Linked DNA regions of Homo sapiens: region 1 is linked to region 2. Evidence: chromatin loops called from intact Hi-C (ENCODE). Cell type or tissue: PC-3. All regions are shown on one strand.

The links. Hi-C counts contacts between places; a loop is a spot of excess contacts. Peaks named below come from ENCODE experiments on the same cell type or tissue, not always from the same donor. Only the 100,000 strongest peaks of a DNase experiment are listed, where the experiment ranks them.
Region 1: a loop joins it to region 2, with 3 times the contacts of the local background. A loop is called at or near these places in 3 of 110 quality-filtered maps.

Annotation. Positions count from the first base shown.
Region 1 is chr12:114,972,624-114,980,623 of GRCh38, reverse strand. No RefSeq gene overlaps it. Among named protein-coding and RNA genes, the nearest start is that of TBX3, 290 kb to the right of the region's middle. RefSeq lists a silencer at 7,713-7,913. In PC-3, no CTCF peak of the experiment used is centred here; a DNase peak (open chromatin) is centred at 3,463; H3K27ac peaks cover 1,904 bases.
Region 2 is chr12:114,915,631-114,923,630 of GRCh38, reverse strand. No RefSeq gene overlaps it. Among named protein-coding and RNA genes, the nearest start is that of TBX3, 240 kb to the right of the region's middle. In PC-3, no CTCF peak of the experiment used is centred here; DNase peaks (open chromatin) are centred at 2,670, 4,650 and 7,300; H3K27ac peaks cover 5,260 bases.

The DNA of each region.
Region 1 (8,000 bases), 57 kb before region 2:
CTGTGTCTCCAGTCAGTTAATTGGGCAATATCTATCCTCTAAGTAAGTCTTAGATTTGGGGGGTGGGGGGCAGTCAATATCAAATCCTTTCTTGTACTGACTCCATAGGCATGGTCATACTTATTAAAATAGCTACAACAATATACAGCTGTGTTTTTAAAATTAGCTTTATTTTGTAAAATATGCACAGACAGTGGCACCAAAGGTTATGGAGAACAGGAATTGAGAGATGCAATTAATTAATTTCATTAGTTTGGACCTTGAGCATATATCCATGGTGCCTGGTCTTTGCCAGACACAGTGGTTGACACTGAGAAGACAGATGAGCTGAATGTAACCCTCGGCTTACATCTTCAATCACATTTCAATCCCTACCTTACTATACGCTCTGGCCACACTGGCTTGCTTCATGTTCTTCAAGCATACAAATTTCACTCCTGCCTCAATGTCTTTGCATATGCCATCCCTTGCAGGCAGGATTTCCTCCCTGCTAGTCTTCAGATGCCTTCTGGGTCTCAATACAAATGGCTTCTTCCATGAGAGGACTTCTTTTCCATCACCACCTCGTTCTCCAGCACTCTCAACTTCATCTCCATTATATCATCTTCATGGTGTGTGTCTCATTTGAAATCATGCTGGCTATGTGATTGTTTACTGGTTTATTAAGAGTACCCTTTTCTCCCACTGGACCATAAGTTCCTTGAGGTCAAGAGGCCTTGTCTTTCATATTTGTCTGTATCTTCAAGGTCTAGAGCAGTGTTTGACATGTAGAAACATTCCATAATTAGGGAAGAATGAATGACTAGGGCCACAATCAAATGAGCTTTGGAGTTATAGTTTTTAAAATGCACCTAGCTAGCTGGGCACAGAAGCTCACGACTGTAATCCCAACACTTTGGGAGGCTGAGGTGGGCAGATCACGTGAGGTCAGGAGTTCAAGACCAGCCTGGCCAACATGGCAGAAACCTGTCTCTACTAAAAAATACAAAATTAGCCAGGCATGGTGGTGCACACCTGTAGTCCCAGCTACTCTGGAGGCCGAGGCACGAGAATCACTTGAACCTGGGTGGTGGAGGTTGTAGTGAGCCAAGATCGTGCCCCTGCACTCTAGCCTGGGCAACAGAGTGAGACTCTTGTCTCCAAAAAAAAAAAAAAAAAGAAAAGAAAAGAAAGAAAGAAAAGAATAGAAGAAGTAAAATACACATAGCTAAATCTGTCAGGCCCAACCTTGATTGTTCCCTTCAACTATTCAACACCTACATTCTATGATACAATTTCTTCTAGAACAGTGTATTTGTTTGTCTGTTAATTTTTTAAATTTTTTAATTGTACATATTTATGAGATACATACGTATAGTAATCAGATCAAGGTAATTAACATATTTATTACCTCCAACATTTATCATTCTTGTGTTGGGAGCATTCAATATCCTCCTTTTAGCTATTTGATACTATATAATGTGTTATTGTTAACTAGAGTCATCCTACAATGCTGTAGGACACTAGAACTTATTCCTCCTATTTAGCTGTAATTTTGTCACATTTAATTTGTCCTTAAGCCCTCTTCCCTTACCCTTCCCAGTCTCTAATATCCTTTTTCCACTTTTTATTTCTGTGAGATCAGCTTTTTTTTTTTTTTTTTTAGCTTCCACATATGAGTGAGAACATGAAAGGTTTCAACTTTCTGTGCCTGGCTTATTTTACTTAACATAATGTCCTCCAGTTCTGTCAATGTTGCTATGAAAGAGAGGATTTCATTCTTTTTTATGGCTGAATAGTGTTCCATGCTATTCATCCACATTCTTTATTCATTCATCTATCTTTAGACACCTAGGTTGACTTTATATCTTGGCTGTAATAAACACGGGGGTGCAGATGTCTCTGATGTACCGATTTCCCTTCCTTTGGATAAATGCCCACTAGTGGGATGCTGGATCATATGGTAGTTCCATTTGTAGTTTTCTAAGTGATGAGGTTTGGCTGTGTCCCCATACAAATCTCATCTTGAATTGTAGCTTCCATAATTCCCACGTGTTGTGGGAGGGACTGGGTGGGAGATCATTGAATCATGGGGTGGTTTCCCCCATACTGTTCTCATGATAGTGAATAAGTCTCATGAGATCTGATGGTTTTATAAGGGGAAACCCCTTTCACTTGACTCTCATTCTCTCTTGTCTGCAGCCATGTAAGACGTGCCTTCTGCCTTCTACCATGATTGTGAAGCCTCCCCAGCCATGTGGAACTGTGAGTCCATTAAACTTCTATTTGTTTATAAATTACCTATCTCAGGTACCTCTTTATCAGCAATGTGAAAATGGACTAATACACTGAGGAACCTCCATACTCTTCTCCACAGTGGTGTGTTACAAACACTTAACCCTTAATTCAAAAGAAAGCCAAATCTATAGAGCAGTCACCGTTAAGGTGTGGAGGATGTGGTTAAGGCAAGGGTGTGGTCTGGAGCCCCACCCATTTTGCCCCATCCCACCTTCTTTCTGCTGTCCTTAAGGCACCTCTGTAGCCTCTCAGGATAAATTTCCATGTTTTATAAATCATTCTGCCAAAAAGGCACATGCACTCATATGGTCATTGCAGCACTATTCAGAGTAGCAAAGACATGGAATCAACCTAAGTGCCCATCAATGGCGGATTGGGTAAAAAATTTAAAAATGTGGTATATATACACCAAGAAATACTACACAGCCATAAAGAAGAATGAAATCATGTTCTTTGCAGCAACATGGATGCAGCTGGAGGCCATTAGCCTAAGTGAACTGATGCAGGAACAGAACATCGAACACTGCATGTTCTCACTTATAAGTGGGAGCTAAACATTGGGTACATATGGAAGCAATAGACACTGGGGACTGCTAGAAGGGGGAGAGAGGGAGGGGAGCAAGGGTTTAAAACTACCCACTGGGTATCATGCTGACTACCTGGGTGATGGGATCATTTACACTTCAAACCTCAGTGTCATGTATCATACCATGTAACAAACCTGCACATGTACCCCCTGAATCTAAGATAAAAGTTGAAATTACTTTTACAAGTCCTTTTAAGAAGTACATGATTATTTCAAGAAATACATACTAAGTGTGTACGACATCCCAGAAATTGTGCCAGTTGCTGGGATACAGTGAAGAACAAGACAAGCACAGTTCCTGTCCTAGAGGACATTATAATCAAGGGATTAAAGGAAATTCTACTAGGGTAAAGAACATAAATGGGATTCTGCACTCAGGGACTGTGCTGTGCATGAGCTAACGTATTCTGGAAATATGTGGGTACATGTTTTACCTAAAGTTAGTGAGAATGCCACAGGTCTAGTGTTCCACAAAGCAGGCTTTGGGAAATGCTTGTCAAGGCCAATTGCTGTTAGCATCAACAGGGAGTGAACTCTATACTATTACCAATTTTCAAAGCATTGCAACATAAAAAATGTAAATAATCCTGGATGACTCAATCTGTTTGATCTCTGATGATTCATAAGGCATTTTGAGATTCCCATGTCTTGGATCATCCTTTAAACATGGATTATCTTTGTAGTTGGAGCATGTGGATGTATCCATTAAAAGAACTCAATATCTAGCTGGTCAGCTTCAAGAATGGTCCTGTTTTGTGTTTATATCACTTTGTGGCCATGTTTCTTGTACTCACTTTTCTAGTCATTCATAAGAGAATATAATTCTTAGAGCAGAAATGCCTGTAGAGAGATTTTCACCTTGAAAAATATGCCTCCTCCCCAAAATCAGGCAGAAAAATCCAACCAAAGGTCCTATCCCTGGGATGGAATTCCTTCTTGCTATGTGTTTCCAGAATGCTGTACACACAATTATAGATAGCATTTATCACAGTGATTATTACTCATGACAACCAGTCAGTGCTCAGTATTTTGTGCCAGGTGCTTTGCAAAGTATTTTCCATATATTGTTGCTTCTACTTCCAACATTCATAGGCACTAGGTCCTAGCACTATTCCTGTTTTAAGGGTGAGAAGACTGAAGCTCAGAAAAGCTAAATAATTGCCCAAGACAACATGATGAATAAGTTGAATTCCATGATGAGTAAGTGGGATTCCAGAATTTAAACCTAAGCCCATATAATTCCCACGTCTACACTCTCTCTTCCATATTTCCCAGTTAATGACTTAAGAATCCATCACCACCAGCTTGGATCTTTCAACTTCTTGAGTGACATATGTGAGTTTCATTCAGCCTAATGCAGTTCATGGTGTCCAACGAGTGCTCAGGAAAGCTAGTTGAATGAACCGTGAGAGGCAATATGATACAAAGAAGAGAGCTTTGGGTTAAATAGCAAGAAAACTGTATCTTTCTTCAGAACATGTAAGTAATCTACCATGTGACCCTGAGCAAGCCCCTTCTTCCTCTCTGAACCTTGGTCTTCCCATCTGTAAAGTGGGAGGATTGGGAAAGATGATTGCTAATACAATCTTTCCCTCTGAGTCCAAATGACCTATAGTGGGAACTGGTGCCACGTAATTCAAAAAATATCAGGATCCCTAAGAAGATAGACATAGTGTTGTTTGTTTCTGACATCTTCAATGCTTAGCAGAGTGCCAGGCATACAGTCATGTTCAATTAGTACTCACTGAATAAATGAGTGGATACTGAGACTCATCCAAAGCTCTGCTGAGCGTAAACACATCCCAGACCCCACATCCCAGAAAGAAGCAAAAAGCCACTTCCTTGTAAGGAAAGATGGATCCACCAGTGAACCACAGGACTGGCTCAGCCCTTCAAAAATAAAGTGGTTGGAGTCCAGCCACAGGGACAGACAGAAGCTGGGGATGGAAGGCCCCCCAGCATCCCCTCACCGCCCCACCCCACTCATGAACTTAAATTCCTGGGTCAGATCTTTCATCACTAGTATGTAGCCTCTGGAAAACATAAAGGAGAATGGTCCAAATCTTGTTTTGTAAGCTTTGCCTTACGTATCACCCTCCCTAAAACAGAGGAGGAAGAGACTCAGGAAGCCAAGAGACATGGCCTTCCAAAAATCCCCTGATGGGAAATAAATAAATAAATATATCAATCCAAGACGTCATTTTTTTCTTAGTTAGGAAAACATGTTTTCCTTGTTTGCTGACCCTCTAGCATTTTGGAGCTTGGGGAGTTGACTGGGTGCCTAGTGTCCATGAACGTTTGCAAGTTCATCACCCTGACCTTCTTGGCTGTTAAATCTTAACACTGGTTGCTGGAAAGTGTTTTAACTTTAAAAAAAAAAATCTTTGCTTTTTTTTTCCCCCAAACACCCTCATCATAGAGCTCATACTTTGGGACTATGTGTAAGGTTTTGTCAGGTAGACTACAGATTTCCACGCAGACAGCCAGAGTTTTCTTTTTCCCATGGACTCCCTGGAATTCACCTGAAAACTTACTGATTATTTATGTTCTAGCGTACTTTCAGGAAAGCCATCCAGGACTTTATATCCCAGGAAAACTGACAAATCTAATCAATTCTTGAGATACAGTTCTGTAAAGTCTTATTCATTTGGATGCCATCAGTTCAGAATTTTTGGATAATTCAGACAGTCTGGATAGAAGTTTCCTTTTGCACAGCTCTACAAAAATAGTTTCTTAACAAATTGATAATGCAAAGCAGACTGTCGGAGCGGAGAATGAACTGTCATCAAGTCCTTCAGAATAGCATTCACTGAGAAGCAGTCAATGGTTAGTTACAAATTATTTTTATCAAATAATTAAGGTGAATCCCAGGCAATCCACCCTATCTTAGGAAGAGCATGGTACAGGGGCAAAAATATGGCTTTCATTGTGTCCAGGCATGGGCTCAAATTCCAGCTATGCAACTCGTGAGCTTAAATTACTGTGCAGAAGCCGCTTGACTTCTCTGAGTCTTAACTCTGACATAAGGGAAAGTTTGTGGGACGGACATGAAAATTGGAACTCACATAGGAAAAGACAAAGTTTCCTAAACTATGCTCAGAAGGACTTTAAGTCTATAAGACGTTAACACTTACTGCATGAAAAAGGGATCCATGGTTTAAGAAGTTTGGGATAAGCTAGGCTAAACAAAATTAAATGTGTTTGCATGCTTGCTTTGTTTGTTTATGTGCAGGCCTTCTCAGAGCCTTTGATATTATGCTTTATATTGTGAATCTCCAAAAGAAGGTTATCAGTTTTCCTCCTAGGGAACTATGATAAATATGGCAGTCATTATCCACAAATTGAGGGGCATCTATAAGGAACTGGGGATAGTATTAAAGGGTGGATCCAAAAGTGTAAAGATTAGTCCCTACACTAATAAAATTGAAAATGGAATTGGTAAGACAGGACTGGTCCTTGGCAAACCCAACAGGAAGGCAGAGGGCAGGAAAGTCCATTGATGTGTCTCTATAAGTCAGTTTCCAGACGCAGAGCAGGGCGGGGAAGGGTGGAGGGTGACCTAAGGGAAAAGCAGAAAATATTTGGGATTGAGACACTGTTTTAGAAAGAGTTGTCAGGATGATCCCTATGAGAAAGCGATGTTAGAGGGAAGACTTGAATGAGAGGCACCAATGAACTTTGCAGAGATGTGGGGAAAGAACATTTCAGGGAACGCCACTTTGGGATCTTAGGAGAAATTCATAGGGCATGATGAAATAGAGGGAAAGAAGGTCAGTTGTGGGGATGCGTGAATGAGGTGAAGAGTGTCAGCAAGTGAGGTCTAGGGGCCTTGAGAATAAGAAATTCATTTTAAAAAGAGAGAAATGTCTGATGCTTATAGCTGCAGAGAATGAAACAGAAGCCCCCCCACCCCCACCCCCAACAATTGAATAAATGGAGGGTAGAATGGTATTGGCAAAATAAATGATTCAAAAAATGACACAGAGGCAGGAATTCACCTTGCAGGTTGGGGCAACTGGAGGGGAACCCATCCATGGATGATGTAAACCATTTCTTCCAAACCTCCTCCCTTCTTTCTTTCCTTCCTTTCGAATAGCTTTATTGAGAAATAATGTACATATGATGAAATTTACCCACTGAAAGTATACAACTAAATGGATTTTAGTATATTTATGGAGTTGTGCAACCATCACCACAGTCAAACTTTCCCATCACCTTGGAAAGAAACCTCGTGCCCATTACAGTTATTTCCCATTCCCACTCCAGTCCCAGGCAAACACTTCTCTACTCCGTGTCTAGAAATTTGCCTTTTCTGGACATTTAAATAAATGAAATCATAGAATATGTGGTCTTTTACATCTGGCTTCTTCTACCTAACATCATGCGTTTGAGGTTCATCCATGTTGTAGCGTGTTTCAGTGCTTCCTTCCTTTTTATTACCCACTAGCGTTCCATTGCACGGCTAAGCCACGTTTTATTTATCAGATCACCAGTTGGTGGACATTTGAGTTCTTTTCACTTATTGGCTATTACAAACATCCATGTACAAATTTTATGTGGATGAATGTTTTCATTTTTTTTTTTTTGATTAATGCCTATGAGTGGAATTTCTGGGTCATGTGGTAAGTCTATGTTCAACGATTTGAGAAACTGCCACACTGTTTTTCAAAGCAGCTGCACCATCAACTCTTTTTCTTAATTTGTGAAATGTGTGAGTCTTCATCTTTGTCCTCGGCTGATTGGAGCAAACAGGAGCACATGATCTAAATTGGACCAATCAGTTTTTCCTTCCTAAGATCTTCTTATGAGGACATACTGATGGATGTATGTTTGTGTCTACAGTAGTTTGAATAATAGACATGTGCAAGTGACATAGAAAAGCTGACCACAAAGACAGGAAGTTGACCTATAGAGAGAGAAACAGAGATGACAAGCCACATGAAACCAGGAGAGGTGGACAAAGTAGTCTCAGGTCCTGGGTTTCTGGGTTCCTGGTTCCAGGCCCTGATGAGGCCTATCATGCACCTTTGACCTTGTCATCTTCAACATATCCCAATGCCCTGTAATACATTCCATTTTTTGTATGATTTATGGTAAATTTTTGCTTCCAACAACTAAAAATTCCTTAACTAACTCA
Region 2 (8,000 bases):
CCATTCCAATCTCATTCCCCACATAATTGACTCAGTTGGTGACCTGGAACAAACAATTTCAACTCTCATGTACTCAGTTGCCTCCTGTATTGTAAACTGAACACAAAATTATCCCAAATTGGAGATTTGCCCATTAGCTGAGATGAAACATGGAAAAGATTTTCAATCAGTACATTGAAGTAAAAAGAAGGGTATGTGCAAGCAGAACCAGAGAGTTGTCCCTCAATGTCAGTTTTTCTTTTCCGCTGTATTGACAGAACAATTGAATTTTAGCTGGGCTGCCCAGTTCCCACCTCCCTTGCAGCTAGGTGGGAACATATAACTAAGTTCTGGCTAATGAGACTGAGAAAAATGTGTGTGATTTCTGTGTCATGCTCTTAGAGTGAAGGAGCCTATTTTCCCTCACATTTATCTTACTATTTCCACTGTTTATATTACAAATTTGATGGTGAAATAACTAGAAAAGTGTCAATGATGAAAAATACCCTAAGGATGACAAAGAAAAAAAGAGAGACCCCAGCCACTGAACACTCCAAGATGCAGAGCTGCCAGATTAGCCCAGTCTCTTACGTGCAAGAGAAATAAGTGTCTACCCTGTTTAATCTATGACTCTGGGGGGGTCCTCTGAACTATCTTCTGAACTATATTATCTGAACTATATTCTACGGAGATTTTCCTCTTTCCTGCCACAACATTAAATACACTTTCATTGGAAGGCAATATTGAGGAGTGGCTAAAAATATGGGCTCTGAAGTCAGATTGCCTGTCTCCAAATCCAGCTCCACCACTCCCTGGCAATATGTTAAACTTAACCTATCTAAACCTTGGATTGCTAATCTACAAATTGGTTATAAGAAGAGTAGCTACTGCTACCTCATGGGATCAATATAAAGTTTAAAGAGATAATGTATGGGAAGAATTTAGCATAATGGCCAGCACATACCAAGCATTCAATAAATTTTAATCATGGTTGTTGCAGGGAAAGGTGTTTTCAAGGCTGGAAAACACCCCAATGCTAAGTTCATTTGGGGGCTCTAAAGTTAAAATGGGGACTTGTTCATACAAACTTTGGCTCATCTATGAAGTAGATTTCCTTTTGCAATGTGGCTTTTTTTTTCTCTTGGCAAGTTCTCAAATTTTGGGTTGGAAAAAAAAGGAGGAACACCATCATCTCTCACCCTTCAGATTCAGTTTGGGTTTAGGAGAGAGTGTCAAGGATATAGTAGAGCCAAGGCAATAGTTGACACCCAGTTTTTTCCAAGACTGTAACTGTCCCTCTTGCCACATGTGCCAACCATACACCTGCTCACTCTCAGATTCTTTATCTGCTCTGTTCTCTTCCAAATCTTAAGGAGCTACATTTTCCAAACTCCTTTGCCTTCTTGCTTCCTTGTACTCTCAGCCAATAGGAGGCTCTGGTGGAAGACTAGAGTGAGGGAAGAGGACACAGTTGAGTAGTTATCACTTCACACACCCATCCGGCTCTGGCAGAAGCCTCAGCTGCTTGATAATCTTGGCTACACTTGAAGGTCCTGGCACTTAGCCTCTGAAAGTAAAAGATCCTCTTTTTGTCCCTTTTCTTTAGGGACAGTAGTGACTTCCTGCTATTGGTAAACTCTAGGTTGCTTCACTTTCTGCTTTCTCAGTTCCTCTGTCCCATATGGATTCAATTTCCTGTATTAAATTCTCTCTGCTTGAAGGACCTTTAATGATGCCAGTTTTTTTGCTGGACCCTAACAGATACAAGATGGTAACCTCAGTGTTGAATGCACTGCCTTGTATGTGCTGGGGAGTCAATGTCTATTTGTTGAATAAATGAATACTTGGAGAAGTTGATATAATCACCCTGAACCTGGTCCTCCAACCACTCTAAGCACTGTGAGACTAAAAACACCCCTTATGAGATGCTCATTTCTGCTCACAAAGGCTCTCAGCTGGCTAAATCACAAAATATATCAAAATATTCATCTTTCAAAACCACATTTCTGGTCTGGTCCCCCAGAGTAGTAAACCTCAAGCCCTCGGGCCCTCAATGCCCAAAGGTGGTGAAAAATCTCTTCTGGGGACCTTGTGGTTATAGGATGATCTGGCTGAAAGCAAGACAGATGAGGAGGGTGGAGGAGTAGAGGGTGTAGAAGAAAGCCTAACTTCTCTGAGAAGCTATTTATCTCCAGACAGCAATGTCACTCCTGGGGAGCAGCTGAGTGCTTACAATATTTGTAAATATCTATTTGGCCCCAAGAGTTCTCTCCCATGGAAACAGCTAATAAACCGAGCTGCCTGAGTTTACTCCTAATGCCAAGACATGTTCCAGGGGCTGATTACATTGCTGTTTTATTATATGGAAAAGAAGATAGACTGTATGTGCAAGGGGCCAGGGGAGGTGATGGAGAACTCAGAGTTGAAAGCAGGAAAGTTACACTTCCAGGTTGATGAGGTCTTTGTCATAAATATCCAGATCTAGAAATGAAAATTAGAATTGGAACCAGCTCTCTCCTTGAAGCAGGAACCGCCCTCTTGACTCAGAGTTCCAAAATGTTCAGGCACATCTGGCTAAGCAAATGGTCACTTTACCAAGTTGCCAAACAAAACCTGGAAATTGCGAGTACAGGGGAAAGGACCTCTCTCCAAGAAAAATAATAACCCCAGGTGATGTCACTGCTGCCGATCTGTGGACCACACTTTGAGTGGCAAGCTGATGCATTAATCTCCTGTTTATGTTTCATACTTTAAAAGCCCAGTATCCAAAGCAGTGAGGTGGTTTCCATCTGCTCACAGCACATTCACGTCCAGGGTAGGACACTGGTACAACTCAGGGTCTGCTGGAGTATGCCCCTTGTGAAGACAACACATTTCCTACACATGCTGAAATGTGCGTCCTGGGATTTCCTGGGACATTACTTGATTTGCCTCTGAGGATTTCATTGTTTGCTAAGATCTTATGAAAAAACAACCCCCCTCCCCCACAAAGAAAAGACAAATGAAGATCAACTTTGCTATTTGTTAAGAACTACATTTAAATTACTAAAGAAACTATTTTGAGTGCATAATTTCAATTATTTTTTTCCATTTCATCCAAGCCAACAAGCTCAATTACTTTTCTGTGATGACATTATAATGAGAATCATTGATTTTTAGAGTTGGAGGCAACTTTGAAGTTCAACCCCCCTCCACGGTAACAATAATAATGTGTACCATTCCCCAAGCACTTGCTATGGGTGGTGTGTACTGGTCTAAGTACTTTACCTATTTTATTCGCATAGTAGCCTGGACCAAAGTGTGTTCCTAAGAATATTAATCTCACACTATGCTCCACAAATTAAAGATTCTGTGATCCAAAAACTTTTGCAAAACTTGTGCCTTCCTAGGTCCTTCTCAGGGAGACAAAATCAAAACGCACATGGACATACAAGAGACCCTAGGAAATCCTACAGTAGGAAAGCCATTGCATTTTTTTAAAAACTGCTTCCAAAACATCTTTGTCTGTGCACTTCTTGTTTTCTAAAATCCAATTCGCATTTCATTTCAATTAGTTAGATAGCTCAATTTCTTATTAGTATGCATTGCCATATTTAATTAAGATGGAGAAGGCCTCTGGTATCTTAGAGTTTTCAACCATGAAGCTTATTAACAAAAGTGCTGCTGAGCACTTTCTTAACCAGAAAAACGATGGCTGAGATCCACCCATTTTTGTTAAGAGATTTAAGATCCTCTAAATGAAGTCTTCAAGCAAATCTATGGGATATCTTCAAACACATCACTCGCTCCTCACCCTAGCATAAGTCAGTCTCAGATGAGTTATAATCGATATTTAAACAACTACAAAGGTGAAGGCTGACCCTGAGCGTCCTTCCCATCCTTCCCCACAGTCCACTTGAGATGTTATCTGTGAGGAGTAAACAGGCCCGTCCCCAAAGTCTTGGCCACCCTGGTGTGATATCAAACAGCTGCTCAGCGGCCCTGGAAGCCGGCTCCCATATTTCTCCTGCTACACTTACAGCGAGTTGAGCTTCCTGGCGGGGCTTCTCTTTGAAGTTCAAGAGGGCCCTGTGTATGGTATGTGTGGGAAGGAAAACTAAGATTCATCTCTCATGGAGCCATCTTTTCCATGAGAACAGAGTGTCTTTTAGTGTCTTTCAGGAAGAAGGGGTCTAATTCAGCACCTTAAATAATAAAAAAGTGGTAACAATAGTAACCCACATGACATTTATAAAGCACTTACCAGTGTCAAAAATAGCACCACGTACTGTCTTAAGTGCTTGCTAGGAGTTAACAACTTTAATGGTTCCCCTTTTATAAATGGGGAAGCAGATTCAGAGAGGCTAAGTGACTTGCCCAAGGTCACAATAGGAGACGAGTGGTGGAGCTAGGTTTTAGTTCCGCTCAGAACTAATTTATTTGTTCCCAAACTGGGTGAAACAGTGGAAACAAACGTTAACTCTCAAAAGCGTCTGAGAGCTGGAATTGAGGCTCAGGCCAGAGACCTCTGGACCTCTGCCCTCTGTGATTATATGGGCATTTTCCTCCCGTAGCAGAATGGATCATCATTTTGCACATTCCTATGCCCTTCATCACACTAGTGTAAATGTTTGCTTGCTTGTCTCTTTCCCACACTAAGTTGAGAGCTCCTTGCTGCAGGCACTAAGGTTATTAGCCTTTAGCCTGGTGGCAATGATTATGATGACAGCTACCAATTCTGGAGAGTTTATCATGTGCCCCACCCCAGGGCTGATATCAAGCCAGGTGGTGACCATTCTGACTGCTTATGCATGGGTTGTGCTGAGTGTTAAATAATCCAGTATGATCCCTGCCAAGCACTATGCTAAGTGTCTTTGCCTGTCTTTTCTTCCTGAATCTTTACAGCAGCTCTCTGAGGTGGCTACTGCTGTTATCATCCCATTTTACAGATGAAGAAACTGAGACCCAGGGCAGCAAGATTATATTTGCCTGAAGTCACCCACTTAGTCCATGGTGGATGGAGCTAATTTCTAGCTAACTATAATTAGCCTGAAAAACAGTTCTTTTATTCATTCATTGATTTATGCATCAGTTTCCTTATTCATTCAAGAAATTTACACTGAGCATAGTATTCATGATCTGTGGCCCCATGACAAGTTACCTCAAAACTTAGTGGCTTAAAACAAAACCAAGCATTTATAAACTCATTTTTGTGGGTCACCAATTCAGGAGTGGCTTAGCTGGGTGGTTGTGTTTCAGGGCTGCTCATAAGGCTGCAGTTACAAACGTCACCTAGGTCTATGGTCTCATCTGAAAGTTTGACTGGGGCTGGAGGATCTACTGCCAAGACAGCTCACTCCCATGGCTGTTGGCTGGAGACCTCAGTTGTTCACTTCATGGACTTCTCCATGGGGCTGCTAGAGAATCCTCACCACATGGCAGCTGGTTTCCCCTGAGCAAGTGACCCAAGAGAGAGCAAGGTGGGCATTGCAATGTCTTTTGTGATCCAGCCTCAGAAGTTGCACAACATTATTTTTGCAATGTCTTATTGGTTATACAGGCCAGACTTCTTCAGTGGCATTGGGGGTTGGGGGGTAGGATTTATACAAGGGCCTGGACACCAGAAGGCAAGGTCATTGAGAGCCATCTTAGAGGATGCCTACAACAAGCAACTACTCTGAACCACAACCAAATGTAGGCATCTGAACAATACAGAGCTCCTGATCTAATGGGGATGACAGGCATTACTTATGTAATCACATAAAGGAATACATGGGATTGGGGGCTGGGAGACTAATTATATGCTTCTCTTAGAGTGTGGAATAGTGGGACAGTGGTAAGTCTTCTTATGTTTTAACTACCCATAAAGCTGTACCAATGCATCCCAACTTAATGTCAGCCCTGGCTGCAGTTAACATGGTTCTTGCCCTTGTATCCCCAATTTCTCCTCCATTGAGGGGAAGCCATCAATATCTCCTATCTCAAATCGCAAAATAAAACCTCGTAAACCTGGTCACTAGAAAAGCACTCAGTAATGCCTGTTATGGGTTGAATTGTGTCAACTCTAAAAAGGTATGTTGAAGTCTTAAACCCCTAGTACCTGTAAATGTGACCTTATTTGGAAAAAAAAAAAAAAAAAAGGCCATTGCAGATTGAGTAATCAAGTTAAGATGAGCTCGTACTATGGTATGGTAGGCACTCCTGCAATATGACTGGTGTCTTTATCAAAGGAGAGAAATTTAGACCCAGACGCAAATTTAGGCACACATATGAGGACACAGACGCAGGGGAGAGCATCATGTGAGATGGACAAATGCAGCTGCAAGCCAAGGAACTTCAAGGATTGACAGCGCCCACAGAAGCTGAAAAAAGCAAGAAAGGAGCTTATTCAGAGTATTGAAGGAAGCATGGCCCTCCTGACACCTTCATTCCAGACTTCAGCCCCCAGAATTCTGAGATAATAAATTTCGGTTGTTTTAAGCCACCTAGTTTGTGTGGTATTTTGTGTCAGCAGCCCAGGAAACTAATACAATACTCAAATGTTGAAACGAAACTTTAGGTTCATTTCCAGCTCAGCATTTCCATTGTACGGATGAGCAAAGAGATGAGACCCTGTTAGAGGAAAGTAGTTGCCCAAGGTTACCAAGCAAATGTGTGCCCAAACTAGGCCCAATCCCCCAGTCTAGGGCTTAGAAGATACCTTTTTTGTTTGTTTGTTTCTTGTCATCATCAGGCTCCGGTCATCCTCAATGCTGTTATCATTTATTTTTGCTGCAAGAAAGAAGGAGGCTGCGGAGTCTGTGTTTTCCAGCTCCGCCAGGCAGTCTGTTTTTGCTGGCTTTGCATGAAAACAGCCAGGCTGTTGGCTCTGCGGGGTAACAGGCTGACTCGGGGTGTGATGTGAGTTGTAAGTACAATGACAGACGGCTCCGGGAACAGCCCTGGGCACCGTCTAGCAGAGTGAACCAGAAAACCACAGCACGTCAAGAGCATCTAATGGCACCATGTGGTTTCTTAACGCCGCTCTCTGCCCTCCCTGCCAGGGTGCTTGTGAGCCCAGTGGGACTTTCTAAGTCTTTGTATCACTCCTTGAAGAGGAGTACGAGGGGAAGAAGAAGGAGGAAGGGTTTCTGCTTGAAGGCCTCAAAGAATTCATTTTAGTACACATAATTACAGCCTTTTATGCCAACTCTGATTCAAAGGTGCATAATTTTTGGCATGCCCAAATAACATAGAGGATGGGACCCGGTAACAACAAAAGATGGAACAAATAAAGAGCTGAGTCAGGCAGCATCTAGGAACTGGAAACTGTTGGATGGCACTAGAGCCATGAGTCAGCCCCCTTGGAGATAGCCTCACTGCAGGATGGACACACAAGCCAAGCACTTACAGATGACCTTTCCTCGCCTTCAGCCATGATGTTGGCCTTCAGGAAGTGAGACAGCATCAACCTTCTGCCTGTCCTTGTAGCCAGAACATCTGGTTTGAGACACTGGAGAACTTGTCTGATTCAGGAGAAACTAGGGGATTTCTCTGCAGGCAAGCGGATTACAGCGTCCTGAGGCTGTCCCTGACTTTGAAATCCACAGAAGTTTCAGCCCTGGCTCAGTTGTTCATTTGCTACAGGACAAAGTCAATTTGCACCCCTGAACTTCAGATTCTTCATGTGTAAAATAGAATATTAATACCTTCTGTGGAGGGTTATGAAGCATCACCCACAAGCTTCCATTATGGACCCTGAAGTGAGATGACCAGTAGATATGGAACCTGGCCCTCTCCTCCTACTTGCCAGCTGGGAAATTTGAGGGAAGACACTTCAAATCTCCGTGGCTCAGTTTTGTCCCCCTCAGTGTGGATCTGTAGTGGATGTTATGGGGCTAGGCCCATACTCTCCCTACACCATGCCCATGCAGGCCGATTCAATGGCTTCTGACTGTAACCGTGAGTACCTACGATTCTTTGCCTGAGGGATTTATTTGGCCTGCATGTGGGACCTGCTAGAAATTGACTCCTGGAGGAGCCCTGCACTGTGATTGACTGGA